2 separate regions of the Homo sapiens genome follow, and region 1 is linked to region 2. A link is an interaction called in ENCODE POLR2A ChIA-PET data of the cell type or tissue named here. Cell type or tissue: A673. All regions are shown on one strand. Links, peaks and the distances in the headings refer to the core of each region. The heading gives the core; the rest is flanking DNA. Region 1 overlaps EPB41 (erythrocyte membrane protein band 4.1). Region 2 has its middle 39 kb from the start of MATN1-AS1.

Region 1 (8,337 bases), core at 27-8,026, 1.7 Mb before region 2:
TTAGAAATGCACAATGTTAAAAAAATCATGCACAGGTAAAAGATCCATTCAAAATGCAAGATAGACCAATGGATTTTAATGTAACAGTACAAAAAGTTCATTGATAAGTTTCTACATTTCACATTGAAAATTATCTTTAAGAAACTGCCATTGATATAATAAAAAAAAAAAAAAAAAAAGAAACTGCCATTGATAAGTTTTAGTGTAATACCAGAAAAGAATATTTTAGGCCAGGCGCAGTGGCTCATGCCTGTAATCCCAGCACTTTGGGAGGCCGAGGCAGGCGGATCACAAGGTCAGGAGTTTGAGACCAGCCTGGCCAATATGGTGAAACCCTGTCTCTACTAAAAATACAAAAATTAGCCAGGCATGGTGGTGGGCACCTGTAATCCCAGCTACTTGGGAGGCTGAGGCAGGAGAATCACTTTAACCTGGGAGGCGGTGGTTGCAGTGAGCCAAGATCGTGCCATTGCACTACAGCCTGGGCGACAAGAGCAAGACTCCATCTCAAAAAAAAAGAAAAAAGAGTGTTTTAAATTCATAGTCACCCCTTTTCAAACTACATGTCTGTGTGAGATCAGATTTCTTCACATACTGCCAAATCAATATATTGCAACAGATTGAATGCAGAAGCAGTTGGGAGAATTCAGCTGTCTTCTATGCCAGACATTGAAGAGATTTGTAAATATGTAAAGCAAAGTTACCTTTTCATCACTGTTTCAGAAAATATTGGTATTTTTCAGAAATTATGTTATTTATGTTAAAAAGTAATGGGATTACCATTATTTTATTTTATTTTGAAATGGAGTTTCACTCTTGTCGCCCAGGCTGGAGTGCAATAGTGTGATCTCGGCTCACTGCAATCTCCGCCTGCTTGGTTCAAGTGATTCTCGTGCCTCAGCCTCCCGAGTAGCTAGGATTACAAGTGCCTGCCACCACACTTGGCTAACTTTTGTATTTTTAGCAGAGACAGGGTTTCACCATGTTGGCCAGGCTGGTCCTGAACTCCTGACCTCAGGTGATCTGCCTGCCTTGGCCTGCTAAGGTGCTGGGATTACAGACGTAAGCCACCGTGCTTGGCTGGATTACTGTTACTTTTTAGAAATTTAATAAACATTTTAAATTTTCCTTAGTTAAAACAATTTTAATATAGTGAATACAAATAGCTATAAGCCACATAAAGAAAAGCTCTTGACCGGGCACAGTGGCTCATGCCTGTAATCCCAGCACTTTGGGGGGCCAAGGCAGCCAGATCACCTGAGGTCGGGAGTTCAAGACCAGCCTGACCAACATGGAGAAACCCCATCTCTACTAAAAATACAAAATCAGCCGGGCATGGTAGCACATGCCTGTAATCCCAGCTCCTCAGGAGGCTGAGGCAGGAGAATCGCTTGAACTCGGGAGGCAGAGGTTGCAGTGAACCGAGATCATGCCATTGTACTCCAGCCTGGGCAACAAAAGCAAAACTCCGTCTCAAAAAAAAGAAAAAAGAAAGAAAAGCTCTTTAGGGTCCTCAATAATTTTTACAATAATTGTTAAGAGAATAAAGAGGTCCTGAGATCAAAAAAGTTTGAGAACCACTGAGTTGGGGCAATAGGGCACCATAGTTAAAATCTTGGGCTCTGGAGTTAGCCTTTCTTTAAATTCAGACTCCATTCCTTGTTAACTGTGTGCCTCTTGGTAAGTTACTTAAGCTCTCTAAGCTTCAGTTTTTTCATCTGAAAAATAAGGGCAATAATGTGAATTTTCTAATTGTTAAATCAGAAAATTTATATAAAGTGATTAGTACAATGACAGTATATAGTGAGAGTTCAAATATCTGCTATGATAATAATAATTCTTGGCTGGGCACGGTGGCTCACACCTGTAATCCCAGCATTTTGGGAGGCCAAGGCAGGTGGATCACGAGGTCAAGAGATTGAGACCATCCTAGCCAACATGGTGAAACCCCATCTCTACTGAAAATACAAAAATTAGCTGGGCATGGTGGCGCGCACCTGTAGTCCCAACTACTCTGGAGGCTGAGGCAGGAGAATTGCTTGAACCCAGGAGGCGGAGGTTGCAGTGAGCCGAGATCATGCCACTGCACTCTAGCCTGGGTGACAAAGTAAGACTTCATCTAAAAATAAATAAATTAAAGGCCGAGCGTGGTGGCTCACACCTGTAATCCCAGCACTTTGGGAGGCTGAGGCAGGTGGATCACGAGGTCAGGAGTTCAAGACCAGCCTGGTCAAGATGGTGAAACCCTGTCTCTACTAAAAATACAAAAAATTAGCCGGGCTTGGTGGCACGCGCCTGTAATCCCAGCTACTCCGGAGGCTGAGGCAGAGAATTGCTTAAACCTGGAGGGGCGGAGGTTGCAGTGAGCCGAGATCGCACCACTGCACCCCAGCTGGGCGACAGAGCGAGACTCCGTCTCAAAAAATAAATAAATAAAAAATATAAATAAATATAAATAAAAAAAAATTCTTATCCTCACTTCACAAGTGATGAATGTATGTGTCTTGGTTTGGAGAACTAGTTTTAACCTTTATCAGAATGTAAACCCAATTAGGTGAAACAATCTCAAGGGACAAATGGATATAGTTCAGCTGATATTCTGTTAGAGATGTGGTAGAAATTGAGCAATAATGGATCGCCGTGACCAGAACATTTAGGAGTCTGTCATCTTGGAATTTACTTGCTCCTTTTTGGAAAGATTTGCAACCCTCACAAACCCAAAGGAACAATTTAATTATGTCCAACAACATGGCATTTTAACTAATCCAAAGAAACTTCCACTGAGGCATATGCATTTTACTATGCATTGGAAAGTGCAGTACAAGCACTTCTCAGATAGAAGACAGCCTGCATAAATGGAATCCTTAGTAGTGGCCCTTTGCCCAGACTGGGATTTTAAAGCTATAATTAACACTTTAAATTTACACTAGCAAATCAAGCTTTAAAATTAATTGCCCTCCATTTATTGGTATTAGGAAGGTATGTAAACTTGTCTATTGTCCCCCACTTAATTCTTTGAAATCACAATCCTTAATTAGGAGATATAACAAACATTATTAAAAGGGAGTCACATAACACTGGAACACACCGAATAGCTCTATCCTGATTGCACTTGCTTGAAATAAATGCAGGGAAACTTTATTGTAACTTCTCTTTTTAATGAGCTTTAACCAGTGCCGGAGCTTCCTGGTCAGGTACTTTTGTAAGCTGCAGTACTTACAAGTAGTAAATTATTAGGTGGTACTGAAAAAATTCAAGACAGTACTTTTAATGGTTTAGAGGTATCTAATCTCTTCCCAGCTGGTTTGTTATGACGCTCAAAGGTCTTGGAAATTTTAGGGAAAACCTTGATCATTAAAATTTAAGGCAAAAAATAATTTATTTTGTGATATTAATCTTTCAAATATATGTGTTGTGTTAACATGCACAGATGTCTGTGGGTGGTGAGATTATATATTTTCTATGCTTTTAATGATATTTTCCAAATTTTATACAGTGAATGTGTATGATTTTTATAATCAGATAAAGCTTTCTGGCAACATTAGGTGGGGCAGAGCAAGGTAGTCATCCATGCAGAGGGGCAGTCTGGCTTGGGATATTGAGGCCTAAGCAGAGTGAGGAGTGGGTCCGTGGGTTGGAGGGCAGCCTGGCATGAAGAGTCAGAGCTCAAGTGGATGAGGATGGTAGTCATGTGTGGGCACCTGGTGGTGGGTTTCAGAAGCCAAGCAGAGCAAGAAGGGCATCCATGTGGGGGAAAAGCCTACACAGGATGTGGAGGGCATCCATACAGGGTGGTGCTTGATGCACAGTGTCAAAGCCTAAGCAGGGTGAAGAGATGGTCCCACACCAGCAGTCAGAACCCTGGTGAGGTAAGGAGGACATCCACGTGTGCTGAGTAGCCCAGAATGGGGAATTCAGGGTTCAAGTAGAGTGAGGAGGACATCCACATACAGTAGGGGTTTGTGGCTGCAATGAGAGATTATATGATTATACAGAGGGATTGATCAAATTAGTCAATGTATTCAGGGTAATGGGAGCCAGGTTTCTCACTGTCAGTAAAGTGAGACACAAATTATGGAAAGGGAGAAACTAAAATGAACCCTGTTAGGATATTGCGTTAAAACTGGAGGCTTCAATGTGAACTTGTGGTTTCCAATATATAGATAGGTAGATATAGAAATATAGATGTAAAAAGGTAGATACATACACAGATACATACTCTAACTCTACATTGTGTCAGAAGGAAGTACTGGAAGAATGATGGGAAATGGTCAGAAGGACACAGAATCCAGCTTGGAGAGGTTCCCACTACCAAATCTGGGGCAATTTAAGCATCAAAATAGATAAGGAAAATAATTGATATACTGCATTGAATAAAATGAAAATTCGTGAGTCCATACTGACATAAATAAATAAATTGAAATTTTAAGGCTGGGCATGGTGGCTCATGCCTGTAATTCCAGCACTTTCAGAGGCTGAGGTGGGCTGACTGCTTGAGCCCAAGAGTTCACTTGAACCTGGGAGGTCAAGGCTGCAGTGAACCATGATGGTGCCACTGCACTCCAGTCTGGGTGACAGAGCAAGACCTTGTCTCTTAAAAAAAATTTTTTTTGGCTCACACCTTTAATCCCAGCACTTTGGGAGGCTGAGTTGGGCAGATCACGAGGTGAGGAGTTTGAGATCAGCCTGGCCAATATGGTGAAACCCCATCTCTACTAAAAATACAAAAATTAGCCAGGCATGGTGGCGGGTGCCTGTAGTTCCAGCTACTTGGGAGGCTGAGGCAGAAAAATCACTTGAACCCAGGAGGCAGAGGTTGCAGTTAGCCGAGATCATACCACTGCACTCCAGCCTGGGCAACGGAGTGGGACTCCATCTCAAAAAAAAAAAAAAAATTCTTAAGTTAGAATTACATTTTTTTAAGAATTGTAAAGGGACCTTGTTATGTTGTGCAACCTGAACAACCTGAAGTGCAGTGCTATTTACAGGTGTGATTGTAACTCACTTACAGCCTTAAACTCAAGCAATCTACCTGCCTCAGCCTCCCAAGTAGCTGTGACTACAGGTCACTGCACCCAGCTAAAATTATTCTTTTTCTTTTTTTAGAGACAAGGTCTCTCAACATTTTTTTTTTTTTTGAGATGGAGTTTCATTCGTTGCCCAGGCTGGAGTGCAATGGCGCAATCTCGGCTCACCGAAACCTCTGCCTCCCAGGTTCAAGCGATTCTCCTGCCTCAGCCTCCCAAGTAGCTGGGATTACAGGCATGTGCCACCACGCCCGGCTAATTTTGTACTTTTAGTAGAGATGGGGTTTCTCCATGTTGGTCAGGCTGGTCTCAAACTCCCAACCTCAGGTGATCCGCCCACCTCGGCCTCCCAAAGTGCTGGGATTATAGGCATGAGCCACCGCGCCTGGCTGAGACAAGGTCTCTCTATGTCGCCTAGGCTCATAGACTCAAGCAATCCTCCTGTCTCAGCCTCCAGAGTAGCTAGGACTATAGGTGCATGCCACTGAGCCTGGCTAAAAATTAGGTAAAAAATTTTAAATGCAAACATCAGCCAAACTTCAAATATAAATATTATTTTCAACTAACAAGTTTTAAAGATCTCCCCTTATTTATTTATTTGTGAGACGGAGTTTCGCTCTTGTTGCCCAGGCTGGGGTGCAATGACGCAATCTCGGCTCACCACAACCTCTGCCTCCCAGGTTCAAGTGATTCTCCTGCCTCAGCCTCCTAAGTAGCTGAGATTACAGGCATGCGCCACCACGCCCAGCTAATTTTGTATTTTTAGTAGAGACGGGGTTTCTCCGTGTTGGTCAGACTGGTCTTGAACTCCCTACCTCAGGTGATCCGCCTGCCTCGGCCTCCCAAAGTGCTGGGATTATAGACGTGAGCCACCGCGCCAGGCCTGATCTCTCCTTATTTTTTAAAGCATGCTTATTTATAGAAGCATGTAACTACATACTGTGAAATTTAAATCTGTATTCAAATTGATTGACCCTATTAATGTCCCTTAGGGTAGGGTAGGAGGAGTGAGTATAGGGAAGATTTTATCATAATTGCTTTACTTAATGTTTTAAAATTTGTCTTCAAATTCAAGTGATCCAAATTGTGTCTCTTAATTTTATGATTTGTGTGTAGATGAACCACTGGACTATCAGAAAGCTAAGGCTGCAATAATAACTATTCATGTCTATAAAGCAGTTTTACAACCATCATCTCATTTCGATCCCAATAGTAACATTCATTCATTCAGCAAAAACAAAGTCATTGCCTATCCTAGTATCTAGAAATACGCATTATTATGATTCTCGTTTTATAGAGGAGATGGAGGGAGACACTGGCTGGCCACTTACAAGTACTGAAGCCTGGATTCCAGCCCAAGTATTGTGACTTGAGTTTTGACTTAAGTCTGCTGTCTCAACTAAGGGTCCTAACTTGCCTGTGGTAATGTGATCCCTGAGAACCTGTTTCTTCAACAGCAAAATGAAATTATTGTACTCTTTAAACTTCAAGCTCCTTTCCAGCTTCAAAATCCTAAAATTCAGCGGGAGTGGTGGCTCACGCTTGTAATCCTACCACTTTGGAAGGCTGAGGCTGGAGGATGGCTTGAGCCTAGGAGTTCAAGATCAGCCTGGGCAACATACTGAGACCCCCTCTGTACGAAAAATAAGAAAACTAGCTGGACATGGTGGCATGCACCTGTAGACCCAGCTACTCAGGAGTCTGAGGTGGGAAGATCACTTGAGCCTGGGAAGTGGAGGTTGCAGTGAGCTGTGTTTGCACCATTGCACTGCACCCTGGGTGACAGAGTGAGACCCTGTCTCAAAAAAAAAAAAAAAATTCTAAAATTCATCTCGTCAATAACAGTAACAACAACAGAAACATAAAATAGGAGTAATGTTAACTAGAAAAAAATGTAACTTAGATGGAAAAAAATTAAAAACTACAAAACTTTCCTGAAATGTTTTTAATGACTTGAATATACAGACTTGCATAAGGGGCTAATTTTCCCATTCTCCTTTTTTTAATCTTCAATTTCAGGTTCATTAATAAATAGAATTAGGTGTGATGCTTCAGTGCTTGTGAAAATAAGTTTGTTCATGAAGGCTAAATCAGTAGCAAATCTGCACCCTGTCTCCTGTTGTATACATATTTTGGTGGTTGTTGTTCCAAGGAATCCTTTGTCCTTTTAATTAGGGTAAAGACAGATGGATTTGGAAGAGACTTTTCCTTGTGAAATGAAGAGACCCCTGCAGCTTTCTGTAGCTTGAGGCAGTCTTATGGGAAACTGGCGTTTACTGTTTTTTCCTTGGGGATGTGCCTGCATTATTGTTACTGTTAAGTTATACTTGATTGGTCTGAATTGTGCAGCATTAGGAGTGATATTTTTGTCTTTGAAAGCTCTATATAACAGCTCATGAACACTTTTCAAAAGACGGGAAATTTATAGAGGAGAAGAAAAGACTGTCACAGCGAGTGTTTAGACAGTGAGACTGACTGTTTTCAAACAAATCTAATTCATTATATGCCTGGTAATGAAGACATATTAATAACAGAGAAAACAGCCCCATTATCTATGTGCTTCCGTGAACCAGTTTATTTTGTTTATATCAGTGGGCAGGACACCATCTGTTACCAGAAATTTTCTTTTCATCAAGCCTGCCCCGATTAAGAGTCCTCAGTTAAGTAACATCAGCTGCCCTCTTGTTTAATTTCCATAACTCAATTCAGGGGTATGGAGAGAAAAAGGCAGCTATAAGAGGATATTGTAAATTACACCATGCCCTCTGAGGATTTAATTTGGTCATCTCCTTGGCAAGAAAAATTAGCGGGAGGAGCTTATGTATGTCGGAGAAAAAGAGTGAAGAGAAGGGGGCAGAACTAATGATAGATGAAATAGCTTTAAGGAAATTGTTTAGTAGGATTAAAAAAATTTTTTTTGCAGCTTTTTGGTGACTTTTTGTTTGCTCACATTGTCTTTTTCTAAGGTATATTTTAATTATTTAGATACAGGCAGTGATGGGTTCTGTTCCATAATAACCTACTTTCAGGACTAGGAAATATATCTTAATATAGTGGTATGTATATGTTCATGTGTTTAAAATACAGTGAATATATAAATGTTACTGTAAATGATGACACTATAACACTGAAAGAATTTTATGTTTTTATTCTATCAAAGGTCCATGACTCCAGCTCAGGCTGACTTGGAGTTTCTTGAGAATGCCAAAAAGTTGTCTATGTATGGAGTTGATCTTCATAAAGCAAAGGTAATGATAACTTTGCCCTTTATTAATATGCATGTGGAAGATATTATATGATACATGTCTGT
Region 2 (8,337 bases), core at 128-8,127:
AAACTAAGGCATAGAGAAGGTAAAGCAAACATACAATAGACAAGATCAACAATGCCAAAAGCTGGTTCTTGGAAAAGACTAAATAAAGAGAAGGCCCACACATGACTGAAATGAGAAAAGAAAAACATAAACAGCAAGAGAAGGCACAAAGAGACAGCATTAATAATAGGAAACAGATCATGTCATAGAAGCTACAGAGATTAAATAAATAAATAGAAACATATCCAGAACAACTTTATAACAGTACATTTGAAAGCACATGACACTGACTCATTCCTATAAAAATACGACTTATGCAAACTGACTCAAAAAGACATTTTAAAAGTTGTGCAATCATATAACCATTTAAAAAGCTGGATTAGGAATAGAAACCATCCCACAAAGACACTGGGCCCAGATGGTTTTATAATATGCTTTCTAAACACACCAGATAGAAATAAATCTAATATCTCAAACACACTTGTAGTTTATGAGGTTAAGAAAACCGTGACACCAAAGTCAGGCAAGAACAATATGAGACTGGAAAATTACAGGCCAAGTTCACTCAAGAACATAAGTATAAAAGTCCTAAACCTAATATTAGCATAAGAAATGCAGCAATGTAAGTGTATCATGACCAAGCTGGAGTTATCCCAGGAATGTAAGGTTGGTTTAATACCAGAAAATCAATGTGGATCATATTAACAGATTAAAAGAGAAAAAACATATGAACATTTTAATAGCTGCAAATAAAATTCAATATCTTTTCATGAGTAAACTCCTAACTAAGAATTAAATAGGACTTGCTTAGCTAGATGAAAAGCATCTATGAAAACCTACCTACATTGTACATTATGACACAAAGCTCATAGCTTTCCATTTGAAATCAGGAACAACACAAGGGTACCTGCTAGTATCACTGCTAGGAAAGTTAGAAAGAAAAAAATTAAAGGTATAAGGAGCAAAAAGAAACAAACCTGTCACTATTTGGTTGTCTATGTGGAAAATGTGAAATAATCTACAGATAAGTAAACAATAAAGAAGTTTAACATGTTTACTGGATACAAAATCAATATATATATTGAATTAAATTTCCATGCATCAGTAAATTTAAAAAACACCATATACAACAGAAAAAAAAAAGCAAGTATAAAATATCTAGCAATGACTCCAGTAAAAGTTACAGAAGCTGTTTCCAGAGAAAATGAATACTACGTACACAACCTGTTTAGCACAGACCTTGGCATGTTGTAGCTCTTGGTTTGTGCGTCCTTCTTTTTCCACTCCCTTACAGTTCAGGCATTTATTATTGTCAATCTGAAGTGGAAAAACACTACCAATATGTCACAATAATTTCTGTTTATCAGATGTCATTGACATCTTTACTTTAAAAAGAAAGCTTAACATTTGCTTCATACTTTTGAGTTTTCCAAACACTATCACCCTCACTGTCTTTCATAATAGCCAACATGGGCCAGGGGCTGTGGCTCACACCTGTAATCCCAACACTTTGGGAGGCCAAGGCTAGAGGATTGCTTGAGCCCAGGAGTTTGAGACCAGCCTGGGCAATATAGTGAGACCTCCAAATCTTAAAAAATATATTTTTTAAATTGCTAACAGGTGGGCATTTGAGGACACTGAGGCTCAGAAAGATGAAGTGATTTGCCAAGAGATAAACTATGCAGGCAGGATCTGAACCCAGTTCTGTCTTGTTCTAAAACTGAGTTGTTTCCACCACACCTCCTGCCCCTTGAACTGGGGCTCATTTGTTGATTAATTTCCCACATATTCATTAACACTGTGATAGAAGCTGGAGTGCAATAATGAACAAGGCGGACGTGAACTCACTTTCCTAGAGCCTAGAATCCATTGAAGGAAACAAGTTGTTAAATAATTGCCATAGAGCTAGATGATGCTGTGCTGTGGGGGCTCAGAGAAGGAGAGCAGGAAAATTTCCTGGAGGAAGGGGTATTTACTTCTAAACTGGAAAGGGAGTATGAGTCATCCTGGTAAAGAAGAATGGAGGTGAGGGTAAGGTAGAAAAGTGCAGGAAATGTTTTTCAAGCTGAAAGAACAGCATGTGCAAAGGCTGGGAGGAGGGAGTGGCCTGGGTGTGGAGTAGAAGGAAGTCTGGTGTGGCTGGAGCCTAGGCTCTGGTCAGTGAGGGATGACAGGCCAGGGACAATCCACGCAGGGCCCAGCATGGCAGGCTAAGGAGTTTGGGCTTGATCCTAAGGAAAATGGGGAGGCATTGAAGAGCTTTTAAAAGAGAGTGTCGTGTTTAATTTGGGTTTTAGAGGATAGAGTGAACCAAGTATAGAAAGATACTGAAGTCAGCACTGGGTCAGAGGAGACCCTCATACCCAGTTGTCCTGCTTTTTGCCAATCTAGAGCCCTCGTGACCTCATGAGCCCACTCCCAGTATCTGTCAGGACTCCAGGCCACAGCAACAGACCCCAGTCCAGCAGCTGAGGCCTTTAGAAGTGGGATGATTGGCCCCAGTGCTGAACAAGAGGCTCTGATGTAAAAGAAAAGTCTGCCAGAATCAGATCTTAGTGCCCCGGGATTTTCTCTCTACCCATCTTTCCTCTTTGTGTCTGGTTCTTTTTGCAAAGTGGCCTCAGTTTCTCCCACTGCACCTGGGCATGCCCCATGAGGCCAGGGCAGGTGATCCCAAGCATCTACTTTGAGCTCCATGACTCCAAAGGCAAAAGGAAGTGTCTCCCATCAACTCCAGCAGAAAATCCCAGGGAAGCCTGGATTGGCCCATCCTGAACCAGTTACTGTGGCTTAGGGATGCAGGACTCTGATTGGCCAGGCCTAGGTCACATGCCCACCCCTGTGATGTAAGTGGGCTAGAGTGGGGCGGAAGAGCTGTAATTGACCGAATAAACATGGAAAGACCATTACCAGATGAAGGAGGAGGCTCGGTAAACAGGGTGAAAATCAGCAACAAATAGCCAGCAAACACATAAAGAAAAACCAAACAGATGTTCTAGGTATAAGCACTCATTTGTTCTTTAGGACACCACTGTTATCACCTATAACAGGAACTTTCTTGGACCACTCCTGCAAGACACTGTCAGAACTCCCCTTGTGCATCCCCCTAGAATTCTGCACTTACCTTTGTCACAGCCCTTGTCAGCTGGTACAAGCGTATCTCCCACACTGAACTGCAACTCCTGAGGGCAGAGGTCTTTCTGAGCCACCAGCCTAGCATAAGGGAGGTGCTAGCAATGGCTGGTAGTTGAACAACTTAATGCACATCTTCCCCCAACTTTTCCCAGGGCTAACTAGTAGAAATGGGCTGAGAAACTACCAAAACTACCAGTCAACCTGGATCAGTCAATCCAACCACCAGTAAGTACAAGACGGAAGAGGCAGGGTATCAAATGGTGTGTGGGGCTGGCCCAATAGGTGGCCCACAGGGTTGTTCTGACAATTCTTTCCAAAGAGCCACACAGCCAAGAAATCTTACCCAGAGTTGGCAGTGTCACCAAGAGCTGTCCAAGAACATGGACACGGAGAGTTGACCATTAGGGAAAGGCCAGATCCTCAGCCATCTCGCCTCATGCTGCCTGCAGCAAACAGCAACCTGGAACTCACAACCCAGATCTTCCCCAGACTCCTCCTGTTGATGGCAGCAACAGTCCATCTAGAGCAGCCACTGCTATTACACTGGCTGCAGCAGTGAGGCACAACTGGGACTGCACACTCCATGGTGCCAGCAGGAAATGGGGACAAGTGGGAGCCTCACCCCTTCCAAGTTGGTGGGGCAGGAGCTCCCCAGATGCAGCCACAGCAGCCCAAGTTGTGGCTGCAGACCCATTGTCTCCTGCTCCATGGAGCAAGCAGGAGCCCTGCACCCCAACCCAAACTGGGCACAGCTGTAGCCACCCAAACCACAGCTATGGACCCTGGCATCCCTGCACTCTTGGGGGCCCAGGAAGGCAGCCCCTGTCCTTGCAGGGTTGGAAATGCCTGCTCCCACTGCCTGGCTTCCCCCTGCTGTCAGCACCCATTCCAATCTTAGAGCAAAGTCGGCACTAAGCCTGGGCACAGTCACAGCCCGGCTGGGTGTGCACATGCTTAGGGCAGTGCTGACATGCCAGCCCCCTGACACTTTGGCCCCCTCTGGACTTTGGGCACCAATGAGCATAGGAGGAAAGCCAATGGGGCCAGGGGTGCTGAGGGCAGCTCAGGGCTGGCCTGCAGATGCCCCCTTGGCACCTACAGCCTGGGTGCCATGAGCAGCAGCAGGAGGCAGACAGGCTCCTGGACAGAAGGTGGCAGGTCCCTGATGAGGCCCCACCTTCAATTCAGGGAAAGCCTGAATGCTGGGGGCCAGGCTGCCAGTCCCATGTACTGGAGTGAGAACTTGTGCCTTTTCCAGGTATGCCCATGGCCACCCATGGAACAACTGGCATGGACTTCCCCACCTCTGAGGCCCATAAAAGCCCTGGGCTCAGCCAGAGCTGAGCAGACATTGAGACAACCAGCTGCAGAGAGGAGCTACCCACTCCAGGGCCTCCTCTCTCCTGAGAGCTGCAGAGAATGACAGGACGACCTGCCTGCAGAGAGGAGCTACCCACTCCAGGGCATCCTCTGAGCTATTCTGTCAATCAATAAAGCTCCTCTTCACCTTGCTCACCCTCCACTTGTCCATGCATCTCATTCATCTTGGACGCAGGACAAGAACTCAGGACCTGCCAAATGACAGGGCTGAAAGAGCTATAACACAAACAGGGCTGAAACATGCCCCTTGCTCATCATGTTGCAGGTGAAGAGAAGGAGAGAAGAGCTGTGACCCTTCAGGGAGCGCAGACCTGGGAGCTCCCCAAGCCTGGGCTGTGACTCCCTCTTTGGGGCCCTGCAGTTCCTGGAGTCTCCAAGCTTCTGGGTGCCACTGTGTTCTCCAGTGGCCGCCATGGAAGCTGCTTGCGGTGTACTTGGTCCAGCTGCAGCCTTGCAGAGAGGTACCTGGAGCTCCCTGCCCCGTTGCAGCAGCCAGCGTGCCTGACTGTGCACAGTGGCCAGACCCCACACTCACTCACTCACACACCCCTCACTGCTCCATGCCTTGCTCACCCTTGGCAGGCATGGGATCCAGGCTGGAAGCGTGAGCCAAGCCGAGCCTGCCAGGCCAAGTGGGCAGAACAAGCCCAGAGGGCCCGAGCAAAACTTGGGCAAAGGAGCCACCAGCCACAGAGGTTTCCAACCAGAAAAGAGACACCCCAAGGATTCTGCAACTGTGTGGACAGGTCAGACAAAACCTGGCCTGGAAAACCCTTCAACTCAGCCATTCCACTTTTGGGTATCAACACTAGAGAAAAACTCCAGTGTGCACACAGTGAAACATGCATAGAGGTACTTATTGCAGTACTTTTTATAGAGAGGAAAAAATGAAAGGAACCTAAATATTTAACAATGGGGAAATCATTTTTTAAAAGATGACACGTCGATGCCATGGAAATGATACATGGCCTCATTAAAAAGAATGACGTAGTTATTGGCCAGGCACGGTGGCTCACGCCTGTAATCTCAACACTTTGAGAGGCTGAACCAGGCAGATCACTTGAGGTCAGGAGGTCGAGACCAGCCTGGCCAACATGGCGAAACCCTGTCTCTACTAAAAGTGTAAAAATTAGCCAGGTATGGTTGCTAGTGCCTGTAATCCCAGCTACTCAGGAGGCTGAGGCAAGAGAATCACTTGAACCCCAGGAGGCAGAGATTGCAGTGAGCCGAGATTGCACCACTGCACTCCAGCCTGGGAGACAAGAGCAAGACTCCAACTCAAAAAAAAAAAAGAAAAAAAAAAAGAAGAAGAAGAAGAAGAGGAGTGGAGTAGCTCTATATGTACTGACATGGAAATATTTCTAGGATTAGGATGTTACTAATGTAAAAACAAAAGGCAGATGCACAAAAATACATATTGCATGATATTATGTTTTTTAAAATACCCATAATAAAAATGTATACGTATGTACACATATAAATGCATAGGAATTGGGTCTATAAGGATTATATGCCACCCTGATAACAATGGCTATTATGGGGAAGGGATTCAAATATGGAGGAGGGTAGCTCAGGCAAGTTTTTATCTAAATTGTTTGACTATATGACAAAAAGAATATATGCATCTAGCACTTGAATAATCAAAATTAGGATTTGAAAAAAAGTCAGGGGATTATGTGTATTGCAGCATTGCCAGTAATAGCAGAAAGCTGAAAAACAACCTAAACATCCACTGGGAAGGAACCAGCTAAATAAATACTGGTGCCTCTGACAAAAGATTACGAGGCAGCCACTGAATAAATAGGACAGATCCAAATAGGAAAATACTCTCAAATGAAAAAGCAAGCTGCAAATGATGCTTAGGGTATGATCTCATGTTTGTGAAGGAAAGACAAGTTATTATATGCTTAGGAAAAAACAACAGATGCCAAACCACTGTGGCGGCAGAGGCGGGATGGATGAACCCTTGAAGACTCACAGAGCCAGGTTCAGTCCCTGCTCTGGAACCAGCTGGGTGGCCTTGGGGGTCACTCTAATATTCTGAGCCTCCATTACCTGTCCTTTAAAACAGGACAATGGCAGAATCTACCTTGCAGTGTTGATGACAGGACTGAAGGATCTAGTGAATCTGAAGGGGTCTACCCATGGGCATGATTCAGCGAGCTCACTCTAATTAATATCTGCAGTATCTCATCTAGGAGGTGGGTTTCGGGCTTGGGGGACAAAACACTTAAAATCCTTACACTCTTCTACACTGCTTGAATTTTAACAGGGAGCTTGCATCACTTTCATATTTTAAAAAACTAATAAAAACTAAAAAGAGAATCCAGCCCAGCAGTTGCCTGCGATTAGTCCATTCCCCTGGGTTCTCCACCCCCATTGCTGTCCTCACACAAAGTTCCCAGGCCTGCCATGCCAGCCATCCCCAACTACAACCTATGAGTGCATGTGCCTGGCCACCGCCAGCTCTCACCTCGAGAAAATTGCTTGCAAGACTGTGATTATGGAGAAGCGCAGACAAAATAAGCTGGGCCCTCAGGGAACAATGATCCCTCCCTGCTGAGGGCTTGGGACCAGGGGGATAGCCAAGAGGTGGGTGACAAGTGTTCTCCTGTCACCTGCCTGCATCCTGTGATTTAACTTCATTTTGACATTTCTCCAGCTGAGTGGCAGCTACAGCTCCAGCCCCATGAAATCAAGTGGATAAAAGCTGAAGCAAAGGGCATGAAGACCTTGACTCCCTGTCATTTTGCCACCAGCTCTGCCAGAGACAAGCTGGCACACAAAGCCACTGAAGCCAATAAGGAAATGGATCGGCACTGAAGGGAAAAAGAGAGATTGAGAATCCCGTGAAATTGCTCCTTCCTTGAGAGTCTGCTGCTGTCTCTGGTGGGAGGGGGATCAGGAAGGATCCATCCAACTGCACAGAGAAGACCTCAGGCTGCTGGCAGTGGAGTCTAGGGGCTACATGCACTGAGCACCTACTATGTGCCAGGCCAGGGCAGGCCGTAGGGATGCTGCAGTGAACAAGACAGATGAGACCCCTGCCCTCATGGCCAATCGTCATTATCATCCTAAATAATATCATTCCTTCCTTGTCTACTACATGCCTAGCCCTCCAGCTCTGTGCTAAGTGGTCCACATGCTTTTCTTTTTCCTAATTCTTGAAAATAGCTTCTGAAGTAGCATTTTATAGAAAAGGAAACAGACTCAGAAGTTTAGCATGCTGCCCACAATGAAATACTTTCTTTTCTTTCTTTCTTTTCTTTGTTTCTTTTTTTTTTTTTTTTTTTTTTTTGAGACAGGGCCTCCCTTTGTCACTCAGGCTAGAGTGCAGTGGCTCGATCATAGCTCACTGCAGCCTCAAACTCCTGAGCTCAAGGGATCCTCCCACCTCAGCATCCAAGTAGATGGGGCTACAGGTGCACACTACCACACCCTGCCAATGTTTCTTTCTTTTTGTAGAGACTGAGTCTCACTTTTTTGCCCAGGCTGGTTGAAACCCAGATGCTCTCCATTTCCAGAGCCTCCATCCACTGCGCTGCAAGGTCTGGCACCTCTCCTTCTCTGGAACTGCTCTGTGGGCCCAGGAACAGGAGTTCCAGTCCTAAGTGGGTGCTGTGTAAACCTTGTACAATTTGCTATATAGCCCCTGCCCTGCGTGCGTACTTGAGTGAGTGTCAGGGAAAAGGTAAAGGATTTTGCACTTATTCATTCGTCCACTGCACACTACTTGGCACCATGCTGAGCCTGGGGACCAGCAGGGGACAACTAGACAAGGTCCCTTCTGGAGAATGCAAGGGCTTTGGGGGAAAAACCATTATCTCCAGGCAGCCAAGACAA

The links. Peaks named below come from ENCODE experiments on the same cell type or tissue, not always from the same donor. Only the 100,000 strongest peaks of a DNase experiment are listed, where the experiment ranks them.
Region 1: POLR2A ChIA-PET joins it to region 2 with 13 read pairs; 2 of 35 experiments call an interaction of 5 or more read pairs at or near these places.

Annotation. Positions count from the first base shown.
Region 1 is chr1:29,022,213-29,030,549 of GRCh38, forward strand. EPB41 (erythrocyte membrane protein band 4.1) reads left to right here. Exons shown (of 21, transcript NM_001376013.1): 8 at 8,188-8,275. Among named protein-coding and RNA genes, the nearest start is that of TMEM200B, 98 kb to the right of the region's middle. In A673, for the core only: no CTCF peak of the experiment used is centred there; a DNase peak (open chromatin) is centred at 7,679; H3K27ac peaks cover 2,293 bases.
Region 2 is chr1:30,675,608-30,683,944 of GRCh38, forward strand. No RefSeq gene overlaps it. Among named protein-coding and RNA genes, the nearest start is that of MATN1-AS1, 39 kb to the right of the region's middle. In A673, for the core only: no CTCF peak of the experiment used is centred there; no DNase peak of the experiment used is centred there; H3K27me3 peaks cover 1,034 bases.